3 separate regions of the Homo sapiens genome follow, and regions 1 and 3 are each linked to region 2. A link is a contact called in ENCODE Hi-C or POLR2A ChIA-PET data. All regions are on one chromosome and are shown on one strand. The core of a region is the stretch at or near the end of the contact, and the rest is flanking DNA. Distances in the headings are between cores, read along the strand shown. Region 1 overlaps PIAS1 (protein inhibitor of activated STAT 1). Region 2 holds the start of SKOR1-AS1 (SKOR1 antisense RNA 1). Region 3 overlaps ITGA11 (integrin subunit alpha 11).

The links. Hi-C counts contacts between places; a loop is a spot of excess contacts on that map. ChIA-PET counts read pairs that join two places held with the same protein, here RNA polymerase II (POLR2A). Pooled maps may share reads with other maps.
Region 1: a pooled map shows a loop between it and region 2 (3-fold over the local background). The contact joins the enhancer-like site here to the promoter of SKOR1-AS1 in region 2. A Hi-C loop is called at or near these places in 4 of 50 pooled maps. POLR2A ChIA-PET finds 5 or more read pairs at or near these places in 4 of 52 experiments (GM10248, GM12878, activated T-cell and 1 more).
Region 3: a pooled map shows a loop between it and region 2 (6-fold over the local background). The contact joins the enhancer-like site here to the promoter of SKOR1-AS1 in region 2. A Hi-C loop is called at or near these places in 2 of 37 single-sample maps with no recorded cell type and 4 of 50 pooled maps. POLR2A ChIA-PET finds 5 or more read pairs at or near these places in 1 of 52 experiments (GM10248).

What each region holds. Positions count from the first base shown.
Region 1 is chr15:68,112,251-68,116,543 of GRCh38, reverse strand. All of the region lies in intron 2 of PIAS1 (protein inhibitor of activated STAT 1), which reads right to left. Among named protein-coding and RNA genes, the nearest start is that of PIAS1, 60 kb to the right of the region's middle. Within about 2 kb of position 2,028, at least 3 of the 41 ENCODE cell types and tissues checked have a DNase peak (open chromatin) inside an H3K27ac peak, as active enhancers do.
Region 2 is chr15:67,836,786-67,841,368 of GRCh38, reverse strand. It overlaps SKOR1-AS1 (SKOR1 antisense RNA 1), which reads left to right and starts at 2,490. Exons shown (of 3, transcript NR_120345.1): 1 at 2,490-2,659; 2 at 3,936-4,279. RNU6-1 (RNA, U6 small nuclear 1) reads left to right here and starts at 1,324; the gene lies at 1,324-1,430. RefSeq lists enhancers at 1-433, 929-978, 434-1,386, 4,010-4,540.
Region 3 is chr15:68,295,947-68,300,528 of GRCh38, reverse strand. ITGA11 (integrin subunit alpha 11) reads left to right here. Exons shown (of 30, transcript NM_001004439.2): 30 at 1-3,997. Among named protein-coding and RNA genes, the nearest start is that of FEM1B, 20 kb to the right of the region's middle. Within about 2 kb of position 1,293, at least 14 of the 41 ENCODE cell types and tissues checked have a DNase peak (open chromatin) inside an H3K27ac peak, as active enhancers do.

The sequences.
Region 1 (4,293 bases), core at 779-3,278, 280 kb before region 2:
AGTGACACCAAAAGCTGGTTTCTTCTTGAAAATCAAAATGAAATCTCTAGCAAGACTAATCAAGAGAACAAAGAAGAAAAGACATAGATTGTCGATATCAGGAATAAGAGGTTATATCACTACATATTCTATGGATGTGAAGAGAATATTATTAATATTTGGCGTACCTTTATGACAAAAACTTATAACTCAGCAAGAATGGACAAATGTCTTAAGACAAAAAACTACCAAAGTTTACTTAAGAAAAAAGATAACCTGAATAGCCCTACAAGAATCTGAATTTGTAATTTGATAACTTCTCTGAAAGAAAACTCTAGGCCCATGTGTATTCTCGGGGGACTTCTACCAAATACTTAAGAAAAAAATAATACCAACCCTACATAAATGTTTTCAAAACACTGAAGAATTCTACCTGACAAGAAAAAATATTGATTCTACACAAACTCTTCCCCATCCTCGCCAAAAAAAAATGGAAAAGAAAGAAATGCTTAACTCATTCTATGAAGCCAGTACTACTTTGGTACCAAAATGAGACCAAGACCTTATTAGACAAAAAATTACCAACCATTTACCTGTCATGAACATAAATGCAAACACTCTTAATAAAACTTTAGCAAATAAAATCCAACCATATGGAAAAACAATAATTTATCATAACTAAGGGAGATTTGTTGCAAAAATACAAGGCTGGTTCACCATTCAAAAATCAAGTCACCATATTAACGCACTAAAAAAGAAACACCATATTAACAGCTCAATAGATGAGGAAAACGCATTTGACAAAAACCCAACAACCATTCCTAATAAACACTCTCCAGAAACCAGGAATAGAAGTAAACATCTTCAAATCGATAATAGACAGCTATGAAAATTTACAGGAAACACTTTACTGAGACGTGAAAGAATCAATGTTTTCCCTCAAAAATTAGGAATGAGGCAGTGACATCCACTCTTACCATTTCTATTCAACATTATACTGAAGGTTCTTGCCAGCACAATAAAGCAAGAAAAATGCATCAAGACTGGAAAAGAGTAAAACTGTCTATTCATAGAAAATATGACCTATGTAGAAAATTCAATAGAATCTACAAAACGCTTCTAGAACAATCGAATTTAGCAAGGTGAAGATGCTATACAAAAACCAGTCGTATTTCCATATAATAACAGCAAACAATCAGAAACTGAAATAAAAAAAATACCATTTACAGTATAGCACCATGTACTGTGGAAGAGAGTTTGACAGTTTCTTACAAAGCTAAACATACTCTTACCATATAGTCCCACAATCACACTCCTTAGTATTTACCTAAAGGAGCTGAAAACATATGTCCACATAAAGCCCTCCACATGGATGCTTACAGCACCTTTATTTATACTGCCAAAACCTGGAAGCAACCAAGATGTCCTTCATTAAGGGTAAAAACAGAAGTCCCTCAAATTTTCACTTATCCTATGGCATCGTTTTGGGGAAAGATGAAATGTTCTAGTGGTGTTCATAATTAAGGGTACTTACAATGGTCATGGGGGATCTCTCTTGTGAATATTAAGAGCCTATTATGAGAGAAGATTTGTAACACCATCTCCCCGTAAGTATTAATTATCAAAGTTTCATCTCCAAGAAAGAAGAGAACTGCCCACAATAAGCAGAATATAATTACAACTCAAAATACATAAAAAGTGCAGAAAGAAAAGTTAAGGTTTTAGAAATTTCATCTTTTATATTGTTCCACAGAGAAACGAACTAGATCAAAAATAAAAAGACGAATCATGTTGCAATTTACATAAACTCAAAACATTGGAAGTAAAAAAAAAATCTAGATACATAAAATAATTGAGATTCTGATGATAGAAACACTGAGCTAATCTAAGAGGCTGTACTTTCAATTGCTCTAAAAATATTTGCTATTCCACCTCACCAGCAGAAAGAAAAGCTAAAAATAGTCATCTTTCTGTTATAGAATATTTCTTGCTGTCTTAGGGAAAGTGAAACTAAAGTTCCTATCTACGAATGTCAGCCTTACAATCTTTAATGAACCCTCTGACTTAGTCAAACAAAAACTTGACAACTATGTAATTTTTTAAAATATAGCTGGAATGATATAGTTTCATCATTAGGCTGTCAGCTCCCATTAAGAAAGAAGACTGCAGAAAATATGTTTTCTCCAATTCATATACTAAATCATTAACAAATTCATATTGCTTTGACTATCTTTAAATGGGAATTTTTAAAGGAAAGAATACTTAATGATATGAGAATACAGTCATAAAATATTAAGTGAAAAAGACAAGATATAAACATGAAGTATAGAGCATAAATAAGCAAATTTACATATTATGCGTTGAAAGATTGAAAAAGGCAGCAAAAATTGACTCCTTTGTAACTTTTATTTACAAAATTCTTCACATTGAGCATATGTATTGTTTTTATAATAATTTGCTTTTTATACCTTATACAAAACCAATATACTATACATGTATATAAGTGTGTGTGTGTGTGTGTGTGTGTGTGTGTGTATGAAATATATGCAGTCGTTTGCTAGAGCAAGAGAGAGACAGAGAGAGATCCTATTGCTAGATTTCTGAATTTTCAAGGTTGCAAATATTTCACAATAAATTGTGGCTAAAGTTCTTTGGAGTACAACAAAAATTACACATGAATTTTCCATTCATACAGAAATTACCTATACTAAGAAACAGGAAACAATTCCAACATGTAATACTATTAAACTTTAGCACTGTAAAACCCTTTGATTTCATTTTTATCACATCCTTTTATCAGGTTCCTAATAAGCCCATCCTTAATAAGCTTGCCTTATACTTTTCATCACCTTTTTTCTCTGGAGTTTAACTCTACCTATCCTAGTTATTCTAACTTTACATTATTCCTCAGATTAGTTTACTGAGTTAGTAGCTGGTCTCCTGGTAGACTTAATCAAAGGAGTCTATAAAGACTCCCAAGCAGCTCAGGAGTTAAAAGTATGGTAAATACACTTTATCTGGCTCATCTATTCTCTCACAGCTGGCAGACCATTAGGCTGTTTTAAGTCCAGCAGGGTTATGAAACAGGACTGGGTCAGTTCAAGCCAGCCAGCTATGAACCAAGTCTAATGATCAATGTTTGAATGTAAAACCAGAAAAAGTAAGCAGACTATAATTGGGATATTGATTTTCTTTCTTTTGCAAAACTTTCATTTTCTTTTTTTGTTGTTGTTAATGCAAGCATTCCAAGTTTTAAAAGAACATCTAAAATTGTACTACTTGACAGCAGCTGAAAAACATTTTGGTATACAATCTTCTAGGCATTTTCCTATACATACATTGATATGTACCTATGTATGTGCACACATATAACCACATGCATGTAATATACTTTGTTCCCCACAAAATTTGCATTGAATACACTTCTTAAAACATATTAAAGTCTTTCCATGTTAATAAACATATCTTTAATGGCAACTTGATGTGAAAAAAGTTTAAAATAATTTCAAATAAATAAACAAACCAATGTCATCATTTTAAGTAGCTACTTGGTATTCTACCATATAGATGTAGCATACTTTAACCAATCTCCTATTGTCAAACACTTAGGTCATTTTCATGTTTCCCTTCCAGAATTAATGCCTTGATGAATCCTTCCCTCCCTGGTTGTATGTGGGTGGATGCATCATGCATTTGTGTGTTATTTCCGAGACATACTCTTAGAAACAGAATGGGCAAGTCAAAAGACGAACACAATTTTAAAGCTCTTGTAAAAATTGTCAAATTGCTTCCAGAAATGTACCAATTTTCATTTGCATAACCAAATGGTATATGAGAGTTCTAGATTTCCTTGCCGACACTGGACAGTGAATAAGAAACATCTTATTGTCTTAAATTTGCATTTCTTTGACTTTCTAGAAATTGACTACTTTTCATACCCTTATTGGCCTTTTTCTGTATTGTGAACCACCCTATTAGGCTGTAGTAGGCATTCTTTACATTTTTTAAAAAGATTTAATTCTTCCAAACTGGGAAATGACTACTTTTTTTTGGTGGTATAATGGTCACTGATGACCTAGATAACAACAGTTTCTTTGGCATGAGCTAGTCAAAAACCTACCTGGAAAGGGTTCATGAGAGAAAGGAGGAAAGAAATCAAAGACAGTAAATTGAGACATCTCTGGAAAGGAATTTGTGGTGAAGGAAAAGAAAATAGGGATGTAGCTGGAGGGAAATTAGGAGAAAAGTAGTTTTTTTAAGATGGGGGACTGAGCTAGTAAAGAGGCAAAAAATTGATAATGTAGCAGAGAAAGA
Region 2 (4,583 bases), core at 1,241-3,740:
GGTCCCCGTCCCCTCAGCGCTGCCGCCGTTATCATCAATGACAGCTCCAATGTCACCTTCTCTCTTGCCCCACTGAAGTGGCCATCATCCCCCAGGCACTTTCTATGCCACACTTTCACAGCACACGTCTCGGCATCCAGAGGGCTCTTTCATGTCTGCCTGGCTCCCCTGCTGGAACCGAGCTCCATGACCATAGCAACCCTGCCCACTCACGCATCCCTGAAGCCCGGGTGCTGACACCACAGATGTTCAATATTTGTTGAAGGAATGGAAGTAGGAAGGAAAGTCTGAGCTGGTCAGGGCTTCTGGAGTAACTCTAACAAGGAAAGCGGAGGCTGCACTTGTGGTCTCAAATCTTTTCCAAACTCCACTGCGTAAAAAAAAAAAAAAAAAAAAAAAAAAAAAGTCTTTGAAACCAGACTCGCATCCAAATCCCAACTACTTTAACCAGTGGCAGGATCACTGGAGCAGATGGTTTAACCTCCCAGAGCCTGTTTGCTAAACTGCAAAATGGGGGAAATGATACCATTTAGGTTAAGCGCCTGGCTCTTTCTAAATGTTGGCTCAAACGGTGGTGACCCTTCCCAGACTTCCACCACTACTGGAAGTTTGCGTCCCAAAGCAGACACCCTCATCGCCTTGGCTCCGAATGCAGAGAGCTAGTTCCGAGAAGCCGAGGGGAAGCTGAAGGCGCGCCCTGGCCAACCCTCCCCACGATCCCCCGCCGCAACCCCTGTCGGCCCCTTCCAGCCCACAGTGGGTGGCCCCAGGCCTCGCTAGGGTCACGTCTCTCGGGTCCCCGCGCAGGGAAGGGTCCAACCAGCGACTCGCAACCTTTTCGGGGTCCCGAGTCCAACACCCGTGGGAATCCCATGGGCACCATGGCCCCTCGCTCCAAAAATGCTTTCGCGTCGCGCAGACACTGCTCGGTAGTTTCGGGGATCAGCGTTTGAGTAAGAGCCCGCGTCTGAACCCTCCGCGCCGCCCCGGCCCCAGTGGAAAGACGCGCAGGCAAAACGCACCACGTGACGGAGCGTGACCGCGCGCCGAGCGCGCGCCAAGGTCGGGCAGGAAGAGGGCCTATTTCCCATGATTCCTTCATATTTGCATATACGATACAAGGCTGTTAGAGAGATAATTAGAATTAATTTGACTGTAAACACAAAGATATTAGTACAAAATACGTGACGTAGAAAGTAATAATTTCTTGGGTAGTTTGCAGTTTTAAAATTATGTTTTAAAATGGACTATCATATGCTTACCGTAACTTGAAAGTATTTCGATTTCTTGGCTTTATATATCTTGTGGAAAGGACGAAACACCGTGCTCGCTTCGGCAGCACATATACTAAAATTGGAACGATACAGAGAAGATTAGCATGGCCCCTGCGCAAGGATGACACGCAAATTCGTGAAGCGTTCCATATTTTTACATCAGGTTGTTTTTCTGTTTTTACATCAGGTTGTTTTTCTGTTTGGTTTTTTTTTTACACCACGTTTATACGCCGGTGCACGGTTTACCACTGAAAACACCTTTCATCTACAGGTGATATCTTTTAACACAAATAAAATGTAGTAGTCCTAGGAGACGGAATAGAAGGAGGTGGGGCCTAGGCAGATTCATCTCTGCGGTGCATTTTGCCTCTGGCCCTCGGGCCCTAGTTTGCGATCTTTCCCATCTTGCCTCTGCTTCCCTCTGCACAATCCTGAGTATTGCAGTACCTTACACTTAAGGAAATTTCGTCTTGCCAAAGTTGATCCATTTCAGCTCCGAAACATAACAGGAACTAGTGCAACGATAAACGTATGAGGAACTTGCAATAAGAGTGACAGAATCCTTTGAATCAAAAAAAAAAAAAAAGCCACCACTTAATGAGTATCTACCATATGTCAAGGGCTTCACCAATATTTCATTGAAATATTCCAGACCAAATAAATAAATAATAAAAGAAAAAAAGAAAAGGGGGAGGGGGCAGAAAAATAAAATAATGTTTAAAAAATTCCTGACAGCCCCACCCTGTGGGTTTTACTGTTTTACTGTCATCATTTTACACCAATCACTGAGAGGTAAAGCCTGATAAGACTTACAGAGGCACAGACCCTGAAAAGATCGGGACCCAGGTCTCAGGTAATTGAGTTACAAAAACACAGTCCCGAGTGGTAAGACAAAGAGGAAACAAAGTCCAACCACGTTCAGATTTCCTGCGATGACTTAGGCAATGTTTTCTGAAATATCTTTCCAACAGAAAAATGGTGCAACTGCTTTGCTAGTGCTTCAGCATGCACGTGGGCCCTGCGGCCACTGGGACCTCAGTCGATCTGCCGGGAGCGGCCGCACAGCTCCCAGCCTCCAGGCGCGCCGCAGGAGGACTGTTAGGCTCGAAGCCCCGGAGCCACCCAGGGACAGCGGCGGGTACTCTACCAGCGGGCGCTGGGAGCTGCCGGGCAGCATTCCATTCAGGACTCATTCCTTTTCTCTTCAGTGGAAGTGAAATGATCCTTTCCAGGTAACAGCCGAGCATAGGGGACTGCGGGACATCTCCGCCTCTTCCTTGGCTCTGGGCCTTCGATGTAAGGCGTTAGAGGACAATCTTTGTTGGCTGGATTTCTGTTCTTCCCCTAGAGATATCTGGTTCTTTGGAGGCCACTTGGGCAATTGGGTGAGTAGTTTTAAATGTCTCCCTTGGGATGCCAAATAAGAAAACGACCAATGTCGATGTGGCTCCCTCTCTTTCAGCACAGACAACCCATCAGACTGGAATATTATTAGTCTACGTATGTGGAAGGGGGTGTTATGGGGAGTAAAATAGAATCCAAGAGTGAAGGACTTGGCCCAAAAAGGACTGTTGAGATTGTTCTAAAGAAACTGGTCGGGCGCAGTGGCTCACGCCTGTAATCCTAGTACTTTGGGAGGCTGAGCTGGGAGGATACCGAGGTCAGGGGTTCGAGACCAGTCTGGCCAACAAGGTGAAGCCCTGTCGCTACTTAAAAGAAAAGAAAAGATTAGAACAGAAATTAGGAAAAAGACAGGCAGTTCCTAGCCCCAGAAAATCCAGAGACCTGGCTGACTTCCTTTCCTCTGCACTAACCTGCTGAGGGAACTTGGGCAAGTCTTCGCCTCTTTGGACACATAGAGTCAATGCATTGGCGTTGCAGGATGCCCTTCCAACCTCTGTGCTTCTAGATTCTTATGAATGTGTCTCCAGAAACTCAATAGTCCATGCATTGGCGTTGCAGGATGCCCTTCCAACCTCTGTGCTTGTAGATTCTTATGAATGTGTCTTCAGAAAGCTCAATAGTCCAGGCTTGAAAAAGCACCGGTTTGTCCTCCTTTCTGGGCCCCCTTTCTGGGCCCCTGGAGGAGAGGAGGGTGATGGACTGGGGTACATTTTGGGACTCTAAAAGCATTCCTGGCTTGAGTCTCAGGAAAGTGAATTCAGAGGGAGTTGTAATCTTTGCAAACACCAATACAATAGCACTTCTTGTATGCCAGGAGCTGTTCTCAGTGCTTTACATATATTAACAGAAAACAGTTCTATGAAGTAGGTACTGTTAATCTCCCTATGTTATAGATGAGGAAGCTAAGGCACAGAGAGATTCAACAACTTGCCCAATGTCACTCATCAATGACAGGGCAGCATTGAGACCTCAGTAAATCTGGCTCCAGAGTTTGTGCTCTTAGCCAAGCATCTGAGGATGGAGAGAGGAGATGAGGCTGTTTAGAATTCATGGGAAGAGCATGCAGATCCAGTTCTGCTTTTGTTGGTGTTCTGAATTCAAGGCAGGAGTCACATGTTTGCAACGGATCAAGGCTTTAGAGCAGGGTAGCTACGAATGGGTGGACCTGTGTGCCAGTGACCTGGAAAAGTATGACGGAGTGAAGGAATACCCCCTTTAGGACACAGTTGGAACAGGAACAAAGTTTTCCTTTTCTAGGTTAACAATCACTTACCTGATACCTGCTCCCAAAACGAATCCTATTGATGAAGGATCTTCTTTCTGAGCAGTAAACCTGTGTTTAATTAACCTTATGCAAATGAGCTTAATTGCTTATCAGTGGCTGTTGTCCAGAAGCACCTAGGGATTCCTTCCCTCAGACATTTTCAGCACCTAGATGAACCGCAAAGTTGGAAGCCTTTCATCTACACATGTGTTGTGTGCCTGTGGAGCCCTGGGCCCTGTGTTGAAGATTGCAAGGAAAAGCAAGGTGTGACCCCTGCTGTGGACTTACTTTCAGTCTTAGGGCAACAGACACTTACAACCAAGAATAACAAAGGGAGGTGAGTGCCCTGCTAGCCTCATGAACCGAGTGCCACTAGAACACAGAGTCACCTGTGCTCCAGGAGTTAAGGGGTCTTCTAAGTGGTGCTTTTGCACACAGGTTACCCTGATTTGCAGAGGAAATGGAGATGGGAAGGGACTTACTGCTTTCTCCCGTGGGGGTGAAAAATAAACCCACTTGATGCTGTCTCCAACGGCGGCTCCAACTTTGCTCAGTCTCTCACTCTGGATTTGCCAGAACAGGTGGGGATAGAGATCATCTTCCCACTGCGGATCCCAAGAGGGGCCCCGGCTTCCGTTCAC
Region 3 (4,582 bases), core at 44-2,543, 460 kb before region 2:
TAGGGAGCAAAGTCTATGCTAACGCAGTGTTTCTCAATCCTGGCTGCACCTTTGAACCACGGGAGCTTTAAAAGTGACCACTGCAAGGGCCCTACCCACTATGGATCCCAATTTCATTGGTTGGGAGAGGGGCCAAGTTTGTTTCCAACTTCCCCAGATGACTCTAATGGCTGAGAGTTGCAATCAACAGGTAAGTGAATATCCAGGCTGTAAGATGAAGAAAGAGGGGGTTGTGCCCAAGCCCACTGTGCCTCATAAAGCAGATGATCTCTGCAGCGCTGCGCTTCTCAAAGAGTGGTCCCAGGACTGCCTCAGTCAGACCACAGACTCCTAAGTTCCTCCTCAGACTTCATGGATCCAAGCTCTGTGAGGTAATTCTAAGCACATTAAACTTGTAGAACAGCCATCTGGATTTAATATTACATAATAGCTATAATATTCTGCTATTCTCTAATCTTCAATGTCAGTTTCTTAAACTGTCAGGCCTGTCTTTAGATGCCCTTCAACTGTGCTGGGGACTATCTTGATGGCAGCCAGCAAAGAAAATCAGCAAAAACCCCAGTGGAGTTTCTGGGTTTTACTTTTGTTAAGGAAGGTGATGGTTTCTTGACATGACAGGTATCTAGGTGGAAAGGGCAAAGTGCTAATGCAAACACAATGGAGACACTATGGAATAGCTCTGCCTAGGGACATGTGGAAGAGCTTCTAGGAGACAGTGTGGACCTTTCCATCCCTAGAGGTCTTCACAAGATAAATTCCTACCTCCGTCAGTATTCAAAAGGTTTTAGCATCAATACTGTCTGAGAATAAGACATTAGACTTGAGTCAGTCCCCTGGCTTCAATCCCAGGATGCCAAGCAGCCTCTAATGGAGACCGCTGGCTTAATCGTGCTCCTTTCCTGGCATAACAACTCACTGCACCCATGCCTCACCACCACGAAGCAGTCTCCTCACCACCCAAATGTGCCTTGGGTGACTTAAATACAGCCATTAGTATGAATGGTCCCCTGTTTTTATTCAACACCACACCAGTCTTTGCTTTTACCTTCGGCTAATGTGGTTCCAGCCTTTTATCCTGCACTCCTTCTTATAATTTAAAAAAAAAAAAAACTCCCCTACTATCTTTATGTTAATATTAACATCAACTAGGTTCTTCTCAAAGGACAGCCAGGCCTAACTGGCCACGTTAAAATCTGCACAGTGCTTTTGTGTCACTGTCTATTCTATTAGTTTCAACATCATGCTAAAATAGGACAGCATGTTCCAAAACTGAAACTGAAACAGGAACGGAGCCTTGCTGATTTAGCATGAGGAGGGAATTGTAAGCCTTGCACCTGGACACTAAAACTTTTCAATAAGATGTATGCTAAGCCGTACCTAGCAAACTTACCAGGTCCAAAGTAGAGTACAAGCAGAAAGTTATTTTTAAAGGATGGGCACTATCCTTGAGGGACTTACCCTTTCTAATCAGCTTTGCATGGTTTGTTTTGAGACAGTGTCTCACTCTGTTGCCCAGGCTAGAGTGCAGCGGCACCATCACAGCTCACGGCAGCCTCTGCCTCCCGGGCTCAAGCAATCCCACCTCAGTTTCCCAAGTAGCTGGGACTACAGGCACACACCACACTCAGCTAATTTTAGTATTTTTTGTAGAGACAGGGTCTCGCCATGTTGCCCAGGCTGGTCTCAAACTCCTGGATTATCTCCCTGGCCCTGCATTAAAAAAGATGTGCAACAACTTAGTGATGTGTCTGAAATGTTTTCAGAAGGTGGCCCAAGTCAGAGTCAAAAAATTTTTTTATTTGGAAAATTAGAGGAAATACAGAAAATCAAATTTCAAATAGATGCATCTAAATGGAGAACAAGCTTATCAAGGACAGAGTCCATCTTTCTTATTTTTATTTTTGAGACAGGGTCTTGCTCTGTCACCCAGGCTAGAGTGCAGCGGCACAATCACAGCTCCCTGCAGCCTCGACCTCCTGGACTTCAGTGATCCTCCCACCTCAGCCTCTTGAGTAGCTGGGACTACAGACATGCACCACCATGCCCAGCTAATTTTTTTTTTAATTTTGTGCAGAGAGGGGGTCTCACTTTGTTGCCCACACTGGTCTCTCTTATTTTTGTATGCATATCTGTGGTGCAGTGCCTGAAATACAGTAGGTGTTCAATAAGCGCCAACATGCAAGAGTATCTTGCCATTGATTAAGGCAAAAGCAAAACCCCAGTCCGCCCCTCTGATGGACTGAGCACACCAAATTTCTAAAGCACAGGCAAATTAGAAAATATAATTTTGTCTAAACTTGCCAACAAGCTAAGGTTTTGTGAACCACCTAAAATTTGCCTCTCTCATACTGAAATTTTCTAGGTCAAGTATCTGAAGGAATACACTACTGCCAGTATTTTCTTTGGTGATCTGTCATATACAGCAGACATTACTTGAAACAAAGAAAAAAATGTTTTAAAACCTGTCTGGATGATTTCCGCAGTCTCACTAGGTTATTGCAGCCAGGGAGTGACCTAGCAGAGATCTGAAGGTGAGCTTCCCTAGTACTGGCATCTCACAGTGAAAGAGCACTGTTCAGTGGGTCAAGAGACCCAGAGCCTACTCTCAGTTACGACACACATAGTCCTTGTGTGGCCTTTCTGGGCTTGTGTCCTGAACTATAAAATGAGAGGGTGGCACTAAATGTTTTTTTCAGATCTCTATAGAGGCTGGAATGGCCACAGAGAATCTAAATTTGAAAACAAACATGTCCTGAGGGTGTGCTCCAATACCACCCTTTAATACTCTCCTGAGATGTGAAGGCTGGAAATGAGAATGCCATATTATTGTTACTTGCAAACGATTAGTGTATCTGGGACATCCAAAAGAAGTAACTGAAAATTTATTTCTTTAAAAACAAAAAAAACCATTACAGTGCTTTTGTAAAAACATTAATATTTAGAAGTACGTAGTGGTAATAAAAGGAAAATAGTTGTAAGACCTTCATTAAAAAGAAAAACCTAAAAAAAAAAACAAAACAAAACTCTGGATACAGGTGTATGATTTACCTAACCAGACATAGCTTTCTTTTGGATAAAAAAAAAAAAAAAAAAAAAGCTCAGAAGTGCAGAACTGTACAGATGTCCCTAAATCTATTAATTCAATGCTAAACGAAATAATCTCTTAACATGATAAAATTACACCAAACTTCATCTGGAAAAATAAACACGTAATAATGAAAAAAGTTAGCCACTCCCACCTCCCCACTTAAAAAAGACAAATGAAGAAATACTAGTCCAAGGCCAGGTGTGGTGGCTCACATCTGTAATCCCAACACTTTGAGAGGCTGAGGTGGGAGGACTGCTTGAACCCAGGAGTTCAAGACCAGCCTAGGCATCATGGCAAAACCCCATCTCTACAAAAAATACCAAAATAAAAAGAATTAGCTGGGCATGGTGGCACATACCTGTAGTCCCAGCTACTTGGGAGGCTGAGGTGAGAGGATCACTTGAGCCCGGAAGATCAAGGCGACAGTAAGCCATGATGGCACCACTGCACTCCAGCCTGGGTGACAGAATGAAACCCTGTCTCAAAAAACAAACAAACAAAAACCAAACAAATTATAGGAAAATCAACATTTTAAACCAAAGAAGAGAAGGAGAAAGAAGGGAAGGGAAGCCATAAAAGTGTCTTTTTCAAATAGATCATGGGGGAAAAAAAAAAAAAGTATGACTTGGAATAGAGACAGCCTTACAAGCAGGATCTAAAACTCAGAATCCATTTTTTTAAATTGTGATAAATTTGACTATAGAAAAATGTAAACTTTGGATACAAAAGTACCATATTTAAAGTAAATAAGCTACAACTATTACATGACAGAGAAAATGTCCTCAAACTTCTAAGGAACTTCTAACAAGTAGAAAAAAAACACACACAACCCCAAAGCAAACACCAATAGTCAATAAATATATGAAAGTGTTCAATGTTACTCATAATAAAGGCATACAAATCAAACCATGAAATGCTATTTTTCATTAATCACAACTTTGCAAAAATTAAATGATTAGATCTGATGTCAATAAAGATGTAGAGAGATGGAAGGCAATTTGATAACTTCTGTCAAGATTTTAAGTAGTCACTAAACCAAGTTCCAGTACTAGGAATGAATTTGTCCTTTAAGTATGGTACTTAAGGATGTTGACTGCAGCATTATTTGAAATATCAAAAACTGAAAATCTAAAAGTCCATCAATAAAATCTAGTTAAATACATTTTCAATCCATCAACAGAATTAATTGCTATGAAGTTGTTTTAAAAACCTATACATATAGAAATGGAAAATGCCTAAGATATATTACATGAAAAAGATAAGATACAGAATAGCGTTGCAAAGGTAGAAGTTCATTTGCATTTTAAAAACTGAAAAGGAGAAATAATACATATGTGCACAGAAACATTCTGGGAAGCTACTCAAAAAACTATTAATAGTGATTGTCTCTGCAGAGTCCAAATAGGAGGCGGGGAGAGATGAAAAGGGAACTTTTAAAATATATATTTGAATTTTTCTTTACTACGTGAATTTTTTCCCATGCACATATATAAC